Regions from separate parts of the Homo sapiens genome. Here region 1 is linked to region 2. A link is a contact called in ENCODE Hi-C or POLR2A ChIA-PET data. All regions are on one chromosome and are shown on one strand. Each heading gives the region's core, a stretch centred on a gene start or an enhancer-like site at or near the end of the contact. The rest is flanking DNA. Distances are from core to core; before and after follow the strand shown. Region 1 has its middle 28 kb from the start of LINC01080. Region 2 holds the start of LINC01038 (long intergenic non-protein coding RNA 1038).

The links. A loop is a pair of places that touch in the nucleus more often than their neighbours do. ChIA-PET counts read pairs that join two places held with the same protein, here RNA polymerase II (POLR2A). Pooled maps may share reads with other maps.
Region 1: a loop to region 2 is called in a pooled map, with 1.8 times the contacts of the local background. The contact joins the enhancer-like site here to the promoter of LINC01038 in region 2. A Hi-C loop is called at or near these places in 1 of 168 maps with a recorded cell type or tissue (B cell), 15 of 37 single-sample maps with no recorded cell type and 6 of 50 pooled maps. POLR2A ChIA-PET finds 5 or more read pairs at or near these places in 2 of 52 experiments (AG04449 and RWPE1).

Annotation. Positions count from the first base shown.
Region 1 is chr13:80,036,265-80,042,659 of GRCh38, reverse strand. No RefSeq gene overlaps it. Among named protein-coding and RNA genes, the nearest start is that of LINC01080, 28 kb to the right of the region's middle. Within about 2 kb of position 1,964, at least 5 of the 41 ENCODE cell types and tissues checked have a DNase peak (open chromatin) inside an H3K27ac peak, as active enhancers do.
Region 2 is chr13:79,800,603-79,806,826 of GRCh38, reverse strand. LINC01038 (long intergenic non-protein coding RNA 1038) reads right to left here and starts at 2,441. Exons shown (of 2, transcript NR_125785.1): 1 at 2,343-2,441; 2 at 1,145-1,502.

The sequences.
Region 1 (6,395 bases), core at 715-3,214, 240 kb before region 2:
GATGGCTGTTTGGCACTGTGTCTGAATTAAGCCAGAAGGAAGGAGGAAGAAGATGAAGAAAAGGCATGCCTCTACCCCTTAGGACCACGTCTCTGAAGCTGTATACAACATTTCTGCTCTCATATAATTGGGCAGAACTTAGTCATAGAGCTACATGTAGTTGCAAGGGAAGCTATATGCACTAATGTGCTTAGTTAAACATTGGGATTCTCTTACTAAGGTACATAAGGAGAACATATATTTGGAGAGGCAACTATCCATCTCTGCCACAAGATCTGAAACAATTATTGTGAGACTATAAACATAGAAAAAAGCTCCAGAGATCAGGGGGAAGTCAGAAATTATTTGGGATTCCAGTGAATGGAATGTTGACCATAAATGAGAAATGATGCTTGGGATAATTCCTAGCGAGCATTGGCTTTTAGAGTTGGGATTGAAGTCAACCAGCTATAAAGAGCAAGACTGGGTGGGGTACTTTGAAATGTCATATCATTGTGTATGGCTTTTGTGGTAGTTACTGCTTCTTTTTAGAATAATTCTCATAACTAGGTAGAAAGCTCACCTTTGAAACTTCTGCATGCCTAATAAAATGCTTCACTCACACCCAGTTGTTTTACTCAAGCGAGTAGTTTTATGGTAACTGCATTTGGGGTAACAGTCTTACAGAAGAGTTAACACAATGGGCAGATTCCAGGTGTGCTGTCATTTGGAGGAGGCAAATCCATACAGACAAGAAGTAGATTAGTGGTTGCCTAGAGCTGGAGGAGGGTAGGGATAAGGAATGGATTACTACTGGGACTGGGTTTCTTTTTGGGGTGATGAAAATTTTCTAAAATTGATTGTGGTGATGGTTGCCTAACTCTGTGAATAGCAATGAATTGTGCTATTGTACACTTTAGGTAAATGGTATGGTATATGAGTTATATCCCCAATAAAGCTGTTAAAAAAGAATGAGAAAGACCGAGTGACTTGCCAAGGTAGTCTCTCAAATGTGTTGTTGTTTTTTCTTTGAAGCTCTTAACAAAACTTTTAAAGACATGCAAGAATCATTATGGCTCAGAGTCCTGATGGGAGTACCAGGCTCTCTTTTGAGCTGTTGTCTCTTAAAACTTGTAGCATGCCTTGTCACGTATGTTATCAAAAAAGTAAGGAAAAGAATAGCTTCAGTTCCTATTGCCCTCAAATCTGAGACTTTCAGATCAGAAGTTTAACCTAATGTCCTTGGGCATGGGAGGGAGGGAGGAGGTGTGAGGGGAGATCCACCTTAGACTTTAACCTCCCTAAAGGTGTATGCCAGTTGTAAATATGTGCTTAGTTGAATTATTCTGGGAGGATGCATCTTTATCATAGTCTCAGAGGAATTTATTGCCTCTCCCACCCCCACCCCCAAAAGAGGGAAGCTTTAAAAATATGAAGTATAAAATGCAGCATATAAAAAAAAATCGTTGCCTAATTTATATTTACTTTGTTTCACTGATTGGGAAAGAAGTGAAGAGAGGAAAAATGCTGGGTTAAGGGGGGCAGGCCAGGGTGGTGATGGAGCGACTCATTCTCAATTTCTGCAAGGAGGAAACAATATTTCTTAAGACATAGTCTAAATTAAACTTGGTAGAGGAGGAGGGACTGATCGAATGTGCTTGTTCTCTCTTCTTTCCCTGTAATCGTTTTAGGAGAGGGAATGGTTTATAGGGACAAACATCAACTCTGATGAATCAAATGAAATGAATGAGAAAGTCATACTTCATATAAACACTGCAAATCAATGTTAGCCCTCCTTACCCTCTCCATTGAAGATGCCTGCCACATGAATGATTCATGTTGAACCATCAACTCAGTACAGTCATCTGCAAGAACACCAAGGGTTTGCTTACACATAATTACTCAGAACTGAGTAGGAGGAAATCCTTGTCTCGGATCATGGGAGATAATGGAATTCCAACGAAGGATGCCTTGGCAAAGTAGAAGTACTTTCCCTTGGACCTTTGAAATCCTTAATGAGTTGAATCATGTCAAGTAACAAAATAAACAAGGATGAGAAACATCAGTTGGGTTCGGTCCAAAGTCTAGCCTGCTTAAGATTGGGCTTCCCTCATCACTGCTTAAACATTATACAGTTTTCTATCAGCCAAGCCTGTGTTTTTTTTTTTTTCATTTTTTTTTCTTAAATCAGATTTCAAAAGCCAGGCACTAGCTGATGGTAATTAGTAGGCATCGGTTGCAGTTTATTCTTGCTGTTCTTTCCAGGCATGCATAATTTTTGTGAAGAGAAAAGAAAATCCAATTACCCCCAAATCTAGCCAGTGTGGCTCATCTGCTCTTGTGTTAGATCTTTAGAAATGGTTCTTAACAATAGAAATGAAGACATATGGTACTTGAGAACAGCATCTTGCAACCTTATTTATAATATTAAGGAAAAAAGCCCAGTCAGGTGAACATTGACATCCTACTTTATGAAAATCTGACACAAGAAATGTTGATCCCATAACACACGTAACATAGAGACTTGCTCATACCATAAAGAATTTATTGGTGATTTTATTTCTAGTATCCCTCTTACATTTTAAAAGACTCCCTTAAAAATGCTTGACTTGAAGCTTTCCAGGAAAGCTTACACAGTAAAACTAAAAACATCTGATACAATTTTGAAGGACTCAGATTCTTCAAAGCAAGGAAAGTGAAAATTTCTACTCAACTTTGTAAAGGTTGGGTCTATGACAAAATATTTGATAGGTTAGATTATTTTGTTATTTAAATTACTCCTTGAAATGCTGGTTAATTTCAGATTTCATTGATCTTTGAGTTTCGGAGAGTGTTTTAGTATTGCAATAGTAAATACTAAATAGAATTTTGGTAACAAAAAATACCCTTTATCATTTGGATTAACATTTTTAGGTCATGTTTTTCTTCTCTGTATATTTATCTGTGAAGAATAAATGACATTAAAGGTGAATCATACTAAAATTGCATGTATTGTTTTTTGCCCAAGAGAATTTTCTTGCTGCAAGTAAAAACACACAAAAAAAGTTATTGAAAAAATTCAGCTTTACATTTTTAAATAAGCCCATTTTGAACCCTTCTAATACAAGCATTGTTCAACAACACTTTGTGTTTATAATAGATTTTCATTAACCACCTTGTGTCTGATAGATACACTGTTGTGTATCTATCCTGATGACTTCCTGTTGGACATGAGCAGAAGGGCACTTCCCGGGATTGCAAGACCATCTTTGGCTCCAGGAAATTTTTCTATTCAGTGTGTAGCAAGACATTGATTATGGGCAGAATTCTCCAATTATAAGAGCTTTTCTTTTTTGTCTGGATAGTAGTTTGATCATATCATATTTTTGCTAAAGGATTCCTAACAGACTCTGACACCTTATAAATTTAAGTCCAAATTCCTCAACATAGTTCACCAGGTTCTCGTCATGGGACTTACTGTCTTCCTTTCACTTCCTCTTGCAAATCAAAACCCACCCTCTGTTTCAGTCAAGGTCTTCTTCCTGCATTCATGCTGATTTCCCTCTCAGAGCCCAGGCTGTCCCATACCCATTCATCTTTTCATACATCCAGTCTAAGATTCCAAAGAAAGCATACTTTCTGGACCAGGTGCTACTCTGGGCATCATGTCAGCACAAAGGTGAATAAGGCACAGTCTCTGTCTTTGAGGAACTCATAGTTTAGGGTTGAACGTGGACATTTAACCAAATATATAAAGTAACACAATGAAGTAAGGACATTCAAGATTAATTAAGGAAGGGATTTATTTTAGGGAATGACATAACAGAAGAGGCTGTAGTTGATTTGAACCTTGAAGAATAAACAGGAGTCTATCATGAGCATTTGGATTTTGTCTGGTAAGTTTTTTTAAGTCTAGTATAGGCCTTCAAAAATATTTGTTGAAAGAGCTAGCAAAATGCTAAATGAGTTTTGGTGGTGGGGGGTTTGTTTTGATATACTTTTCTTCCCCAGTTCTGACAACAGCCTTGTGAAGTTGGTAAGGCTATTAGAGCTATACAAATAAGATACAGGCCCAAAGGAAGTTGACCCAATAAGTGGAAAATCTGAAACCACATCCATTCTTCTGACTCTAAGGCCTTTGTTCTATCTACTCTGCCTTTCTACCTCCCTGAGTGCTCTTTTGAATTTCCTGACTGCTCCCATCACAAATAAACACAGAGCAGATACTCAACAATTGTTTATTGATTGAGAGAAGCATATAACTTTGATGTCAAAATTTTAATACAGATTTTCCAAGCCCTTTAATAGCCCCTAAACTGGACTTTATATTTCTTTAACTTGGCCCGTTGACATTTCTCAGTCTTTATACTTCCTGAGGCAGGGATAAACTGCTTGCTTATTTGAAAACAAAAGCATGCAGACTATAGGCCATCAATAGTGACCGTGTTGAAGAATCTCACTCCTAAGCTATAGTCAGAATAGTGTTAGAAGGAAAAACAAGAGGCGGAGGCATGTCCACAACCATATAGGAACTTCTCAGAAGCCACTTATCTCTTGGGCAAATAATACCAATTACTCTGCAAGTTTTCTCTATAGCTCTAGGGCATGGTGTGACACTTTTTAGTTGCCCAAGTGCTACTTTCAGAGGTTCAAAACCACAGAATGGATATTCATTTCCACGACTGCATTAATGTATCTCCTTACAGAAGGAACGGAAAGTCTTTTACTCAGTGTCAAGCTTTCCCAGGTCTTTACACTTGAGCACCCGCCAGCTTTTCTACAGGCAAGTCATGGGGTCATAATCGGGGAGCAATGTTCTCCCCAAATGTATGCTTTCCTTTCAGATAACTCTCCCAGAACACCCCACTGACCCTTTGTGCCCTAGTGATGGAAGAACATTTTTAGGTGAGATGGTGTATTTTACATAATGTGTTCCCAGATGCTTTCCATGAATGACTCAGGGCAGGGTAAGCTGCATAAAATTCTGGTGCAGCGGCCGGAAGAAAGCTGCACTCTGTTTAAGCATGAGTGTTGTGTTGTGAGCAGGCTGAGTAATGATGTTCTGTGAGTGACTAGTCTAAGGAAAAGCCAGTGAGTAGGAGTCAGGCTCTCTGACTTCAAATGTCAACATAGATGGAACAAAAATGAGCAGGTTAGTTAAACTCTTTGGGCCTCAGTTTCTCATTTGTGAAGCAAGAAAATTAATGCCTATTTTTGCCCATTTGACTATAGTGGCAGGAAAGGTCATGTGTAAAGTCAAGTTGACTCTTATTTATTGAATGTTTCACAAAAGAAGCATACATGTCATCAGAGAATATGCCTGAAGAAAAAAGAGATTGTTTCAACCAATGTTTAGTGTCTGGTGCCAGGGATATGGTAGTAAACAGATGTGTTCTTGCCCTTAAGGGCTCATGTGGTAATTTAGGAAACAGAGACTAAATAATTAATTGCACATTTAATTATACAATTAAATGTGATAAGTATCACAGAAGAGAATTATGTATAAGAGTATAAGAACAGAAGAAGACAGTCTAGTCTCAAGAAAAGGTTCAGTATGGGGATGACATTTAAGTTGAATTGTGAGAGAGGAAGGGTAAATTGGGAAGTGGCAAAGATGTGGGAGATGCCTTTTTAAAAAGAGGAAGTGTTATACGTAAAGGTTTGTGAGGCAATTGCATGTGGCAGGAACCTAGAATTGAAAGCAGGACTTCGGGGCTAGGGGCAGTGAGTGTGGTACTACATGGTGCTGAGGGACCACTGGGAACCAGCTCACTTGGGGCCTTGTATGCCAAGTGAAGGGCTCCAAATGGTTATTATAGGAAGAATGAGAGACTTTACAGAGTTCTAATGAGAATGGCTTGATCAGATCTTTTTTATAATTACACTGAATGCAGGGTGGAAAATGAATTACTGAAGCGTGAGAGTGCATAAAAGGACACCCAAAAGTACATTTTAAAAATGGAGTCTACCCAGTTCCTTCCTGCCGTGTAACAGGAATCCAGGGCCACCATTTTGGTGCACTTGAATAGATCCTGACTTTTTGTCCTTTTATGCATATCCCACCACACTTAATGTTCTTATATTCTATTCTTTCTAAAACTCTGCATAAGATAAAATGTGATTATTTCTTGATTTGATGTTGATAGGTGGTAAGCTAGCCTCCCCAACTAACATAGCTATATTCTAATAGTATTATAACTATCTTTTCTCTTCATTAATATTTACTAAGAAAATAAAATCTAATTGTAGAGATAAGTTAAAGATAGATGGATGAATACATAGATATATAGACAGGTGAAATATAGATAAGTAGATAAATAGATGGATGGATGGATAGAAAGATAGATAATATAAATTAGTACGCTTTTAGCTGCAGGAAACAGAAATCCCACATAATAAGTCTTGAGGCAAAGCAGCTCCAGGTTAGTGAATTTGTT
Region 2 (6,224 bases), core at 1,192-3,691:
TCCCCTTTTGGAGGAAATAAGGCAAAGTATGCTTAGTGATTCATTAGAGAACAAAGAGTGTGCTAGTCTAGTGAGAAGTAGATGTTCTTCTGGAGGACTGGCAAAAGAGAATGGGGGAGTGGGCCGGGCGAGGTGGCTCACACCTATAATGCCAGCAGTTTTGGGAGGTCAAGGCAGGTGGATCACAAGGTCAAGAGATCGAGACCATCCTGGTCAACAAGGTGAAATACCGTCTGTACTAAACGTACAAAAATTAGCCAGGCATTGTGGTGTGTGCCTGTAGTCCCAGTTACTCGGGAGGCTGAGGCAAGAGAATCGCTTGAACCCAGGAGGGAGAGGTTGCAGCGAGCCGGGATCGCACCACTGCACTCCAGCCTGGGTGATAGAGCAAGACTCCATCTCAAAAAAAAAGAAATAAGACAATGAGGAAATGGGCAATCAAATAAGGAATACGGGGCTCCCAGACTGTAGAGAAAACATTTCAGTTATGGATCTGCATCGGTGCCCATCCATTGAGTGACACCTTCCAGAACTTTGACACTCGATGTGACCCCCACTCCACAGACTACCTACCTGCCTGCCTGGCCCCCTGGACTCTATGTGTGGGGGCTCTTCAAATGCTAACCTTGGAGAAAAACACTGAAAACTCTGGGCATTAAACTGCCAAGGGCTACAGTCAGGTCTTAATTCCTGACACTGGGTTCAACGAAGTTCCAAAACTAAAGTCTCACAAAATCCCACTGACCTGGGATTAAACCCTTAAGTGGGAACATTTGAATATTGTTTTTCTCACAGAGAAAAATTTTAGAAGTACAACAGGAAAGAAGATGAAAACATGGATGGCCAAAAAAATTGAAGAAGTGCCTACAACGTCTATGTACTTCACATATTTAATCTTCATAGAACACTGAAGGCAATATTGCTTTCTACATTTTACAGACAAGAAACTGAGGCTCAGTGATTCAAAGCCAGTCTTCAAACCCAGGCCCCCAAAGCCTATTCTATCCAGTACTTTTCACTACACCCACTTGCCTCTCGATTATATTTCTGCAAACTGGGCATTCTTATTGTTTCTAGCATTTTTATGACCTTGTTCCCACTTATAAAATAGGGAGATTAGAATAAATCACCTCAAAGTCACTTCTCAGCTCTGTAATTTATTAAAAGAAAGGATCTTCCTACAAGGCAGAGGCCTGAGGATAACAGGATTCTTTTAAAGTTTGGAAACACCCTGTCCCCTCACTTGGGGAGGGAGACAAAGCAGGAATCCATGGGGGAGCTGGTTGTGGGCTGAGAAACCAGGCAAGTGTGAATTCTAATCCTGGTGCTGACATTGACTTCCTCTTAATCCTCAGAGTCACTTTGTTTCTGAGTTTCCATCTATGCAACAAGGTTAATAGGACTCATCAATCTCCCAGGAGGGTGTTCACGTCTGCTCAGCATTTGTAAGGAGCTAAAGTCTCACTTCTGAGAGCTTGTGGCAGTTTTACATGGGGGGTACCCTAAGAAACAAAAATCATGAATGCTCTAATTCAGATTACTGAAAACTGCATTAAAAAATAATAGTATTATGTGTTTCCAAAAACCTGCTCAATTATCTCGAATATAAATTCATTTTGAAAATCAATAGTTCATTACTTGCTCAGATAGTAAGAGGAAACAATATGTTCCTAAAATCCAACCTATCAGAAGGCACATAGTAATAGAGGTTCTAGAATAAAATCAGACATTTTGGAATTCCACAAGCTCAGCAATGCAACGTAGTCTCTTTTTTTGTTTAAATGTAATCTTTACCAACAGAATGATAGATTGAATTTGAACACAGGCTATTCTCAGTCAAATGGTCAGAAGTTTTTACCCTGATAAATGATCAGAATTTTTTACCCTGAAGAAACATTCTGGAATAGAATCATCCAGAACTTGCAAATTTGCTCAAATTTTGAACGGATGGTAATAGCCAAACACACCATGAGATCTCCAGTTCTTACACTTTGTGAGGTTATGCAATCTGCTGGGTAAGCTTCATATTTACATGCCTTTTTGTACATGATTTGTATATATGTATTTGGAAATACACACACATACCACATACATACATATTTGAACACACACACTTTTTTTTGTGTGTGTACAAGTGTATATATAAATATATATAAATATATATATAATGTGCTCCCAGATCATACAGCTTTAAGCATAAGATTTTTTTTCCTGGCCTACTGTGATGAGGGTGCCTTGGAGAGGCAGGGAGGGGAGTGTGTCAGCAAGCTGTGTCTCTGCATCTGTATTTCCTCCATCCTCTGCATAATGGGAAGAGAAATTTTCTGACATTGCTCTCATACCTTATTATCATCAGAGACTAATCGCTTCTACACTCCCCTTGAAAAGTAATGAGACTTGCTTTTATTTTGTGTAGGTCTTCCATACGACTTTTTCTTTCATGCCTAACAATTTCCGACTGCCTTTCTCAGACAGCGATATAGCAGGGACTTCTTTTTCCCACTCTGGACTCCATTATGACATCACAGTAGCTATACAAACCACAAAGTGAAGCAAACAAAAGAATTTTTCATTTTCTCTTTCATTCAATAAGGCTGCATTTTCTGTCACACTACAACCTTTTGACCCGCGTCCTAATGGTGTTGGTCACCCAAGGGCAGAAGTTCAGCCATAGGTGAAGTCTGTGTGTGTTTATGTTGAGGAGAATGTGTTTGCATTCACTTCCTGTTGGCTGTGCTTGCACAGTGCAGTTGCTCTCCCATAGCCCTGAGGTCCTGCCTGCTGAGTGAGCTCCATCTCCTGAAAGGTTAAAGACAGGTTATTTACCCCTTCTCCTTCCCCCCAGTCACCAAACCCTTTTGTCACTGCTGCAGCTGAGCTGACATTAGTTCAGTTTTACCTGGAGAAGGTTGAGGGAGTATGTGCTGTAATACCGTCTATCCCATTTGATTGCAATCATTTCCCAGTCTGCATTTCCTAACACCTGTTAGTCTATGAATCCTACATGTTGCATTAAAAATGTACCTTTGATTGCTGTTTTAAAATGTTGCAAGCTAATGGAAAACCATGTATTAAATAATTGAAGCACCATGGAAAAGTAGATTATATGGGGAAAGTTCTGATTTAAATAAGAAAATCACACAATTTCCCCCAAAATATCATTTTTTTTCTCTTTACTATGTCTACTACCCCACCTCACCTGCTACTGCCCTGCTTTAGCATCCTGCCTACTCTGTTTCCAGGAGATGAACGCTCTAACTGCCACCATTTGTGCTAAGTAGCTGACTTGTTATGGGAAGTGTTGCTGCATGCAAGCATTTATTCATTCATGCATGCATGCATTCGTCTGACCCACTCAACTACCCATCTAACTATTCATTTCTTCCTCTTCCAGACAGGCCTGAGCTCTAACAAGTAGACAAATGTGAATTACTGTAAGTAGTTTGGTGTGGCTGCAGCATAGGGTGGGACAAGGGATAGGTAAAAACTGAACTGTAAAAGGGCATAGAGTTCATCAACTACCATAATAAAGAACGGTTAGACACACTCATGGCTTTATATCCTATCCCTATAGCCCTTGTCTGTAATCCCCCTGCTACATGAGCAGGCACTGTATACATAGCATAGCAGTGGCTTCCAGGAGCTTCATTCTCTCCCATTCAACTGGTCCCTAATATTTAATTTGGTACCTCTCCAGAAACACTGATTTACTCTCCCTGCTGGTTCTCTTTCCCCTCTATGTCTGTATGATACTCTGAGACCTAGCAATGGGCATGTAATTAACTACTTGACCTCTACTCAGCTAGGTGGACAGATGATACGCAATGCTTCCTTCCTTCTTTTCCATTTTTGCCAGGATTCCAAGTTATGTTGTGTGTCCCTCTGCTGCTCAGTGTCTTGTTTCATCTTTCCCCATATGGTGTGACAGATCACTACAACAGACCATTATGGATGGGCCCCCATGTGGGAAGATGCCCTACTGAGGCAGATTAATGATTATCCTGGAGTAGTGCCACATTCTGTTTTTCAGGGGCCAAATCCGGATGCTACTGAGGAAGTTTTTTTTTTTAAACCCATAGGCACTTAATTGTGCAATGTTATACTTCCCAATGCCAGCTGGTCATCAAATTATAAGATGAAACAAGAATATTTATAATCCTTGAAATTTCAGCTGAGCCTATGTTGTCACAGAGGCACTCCTTACCATATGGCCCTTCCTTTTGCAAGGTTCCAGGAAACCCACCAGGGCATTGAGTCCCAAGTGTTAATTTCATTTTGTCTATTTACTTCCTGTTATAGCAAGAGATAAAATACAATGAAATACTTCCATTCCATTCATTATTTTTTCTTTGAATCTATGTCCTCTTCAAATATAAGTGCTTCTCCCCATAAAATATGTGATTCTTCTTCCCAAAATGTTTCAGCATTTCTTACTGTAAATTTATCTTATACAGCTATTCCTTGTTTTTCACCTGAACTATCACATTTTCCTTGCCTATGATTACCTTCATTGTCTTCATTCTAGTTTACTATAAGCACTTCCATCATTTTTATGTTAACAATGTTTTTCCCAACCTCGATTCAAGGATCTTTGCCAAAATAAAAATATATAGAACATAGTTGTCTCTGTATTGTTTTGCCACAATGTCAGTAGAAAAATAAATTTATTATATATTTCTTCTCCAAGTCTCTTCTGTACCCGTGTACATAACTTAGGAGCCAAAACGTCTCATTCAACATGTAAATAATAGATCTCAGATATTTGGAGGATGTTATTTAAAAAAAAACCCTCAATGAGTGGACTTTTAGATGCAAGCAGTCATCATGGGTATCTGAAAGAAGATATCGAAAAGGAAGATAGTGGTCTGCCTGGAGAAGAGCAAAATAGCTTCAACTGCATTTTATGGTGAGTGCCGCCCAAAGATACAGCCATGCAGAGCTGCAGGAACTCCTACTAAACAAAGAGATTTGAAGGCAGAAACAAAAATGGGAAATTTAAGGTCAAAGTCATGGACAGTTAACTGAATAATTTATAAGACTGAAAGTGGAAAGTAAGTAAAAACACTTTTTAATGTGATTTAAATGAGTTAATTTAATTATGTGAAAACTAAATTTAGCATAAAAGGGACTATACTCAATCTTGAAAAGACATAAAGAAAGGAAAAAAGTTTATTTCTTCAAAAGCCAAAGAGAAATTCCAGCCAGAATAGACAAGTAGAAGCAGAATTAACTATACTCCACTGACCATACCCCAGTGGGCAGGTCCTAGAGGAAAAGAGGATATACATCAGGGGTATATGTCTCCATTAAAAGTGCACACCAAAAAGCCAGACTGACTGGATTCAAATCCTGCCTCTGCCATTTACTAGCTAGGTAATCTAGCCAAGTTGTCTAACCTCTTCATGTCTCAGTTTCCTCATCTGTAAAAGAAGAATAACGTATTTACTCCAAAAATTGTCTATGAGGACTAAAGGGGAAAAATATATATATACACACACATCTATACGTGTGTGTATATATACACACACACATATATACATGTGTAGATATATAGACACACACATATATACACGTGTAGATATATAGACACACATATACACGTGTAGATATATATACACACACACATATACACACGTGTAGATATATATACACACACACATATATATTTACACACATACATATACATACATACACACACACACGTATATTTTCTAAAACAGTTCCTGACACATGGGAAGCACTACATAGCCATTGTTGTTGTTTTTGGTATAGGACAAAACCAAGAAGCAAGAGGAACTTGTACTATTTTGACCTTTGTAAAGCCAACCAGTATAGGGATAGCACTAGAACTCTGAACAACTTTGACTGCATCTGGGGGAAGAACAAAAGGAAGGGAGAAAGGAAGAAGAGTGATGCCTTAAAAATAATTTCTACGTACCTCTACCTTTCTTCAGGGCTAAGTCCAACCAGACTAACTCAAGAATCTTTGTCCACATTCTTAGTCCCTCGATTCCTCTTAATCAAAGCTATGCATCTCACTGCATGTACTCAAGGACATACTTCTGCCACCCTTCTGGAAATCACCTAGGATATTTGCCGTTTATAATCAACTACTTTTAAACCAGATGAGGTCCCAGTTCTCTACTCTTTATTGAATTCACCCCAATCACATTAAGAGGCCCAGAAGATTTTGAAAGTAGAGATGGGTAGAAAAAATGAACAAT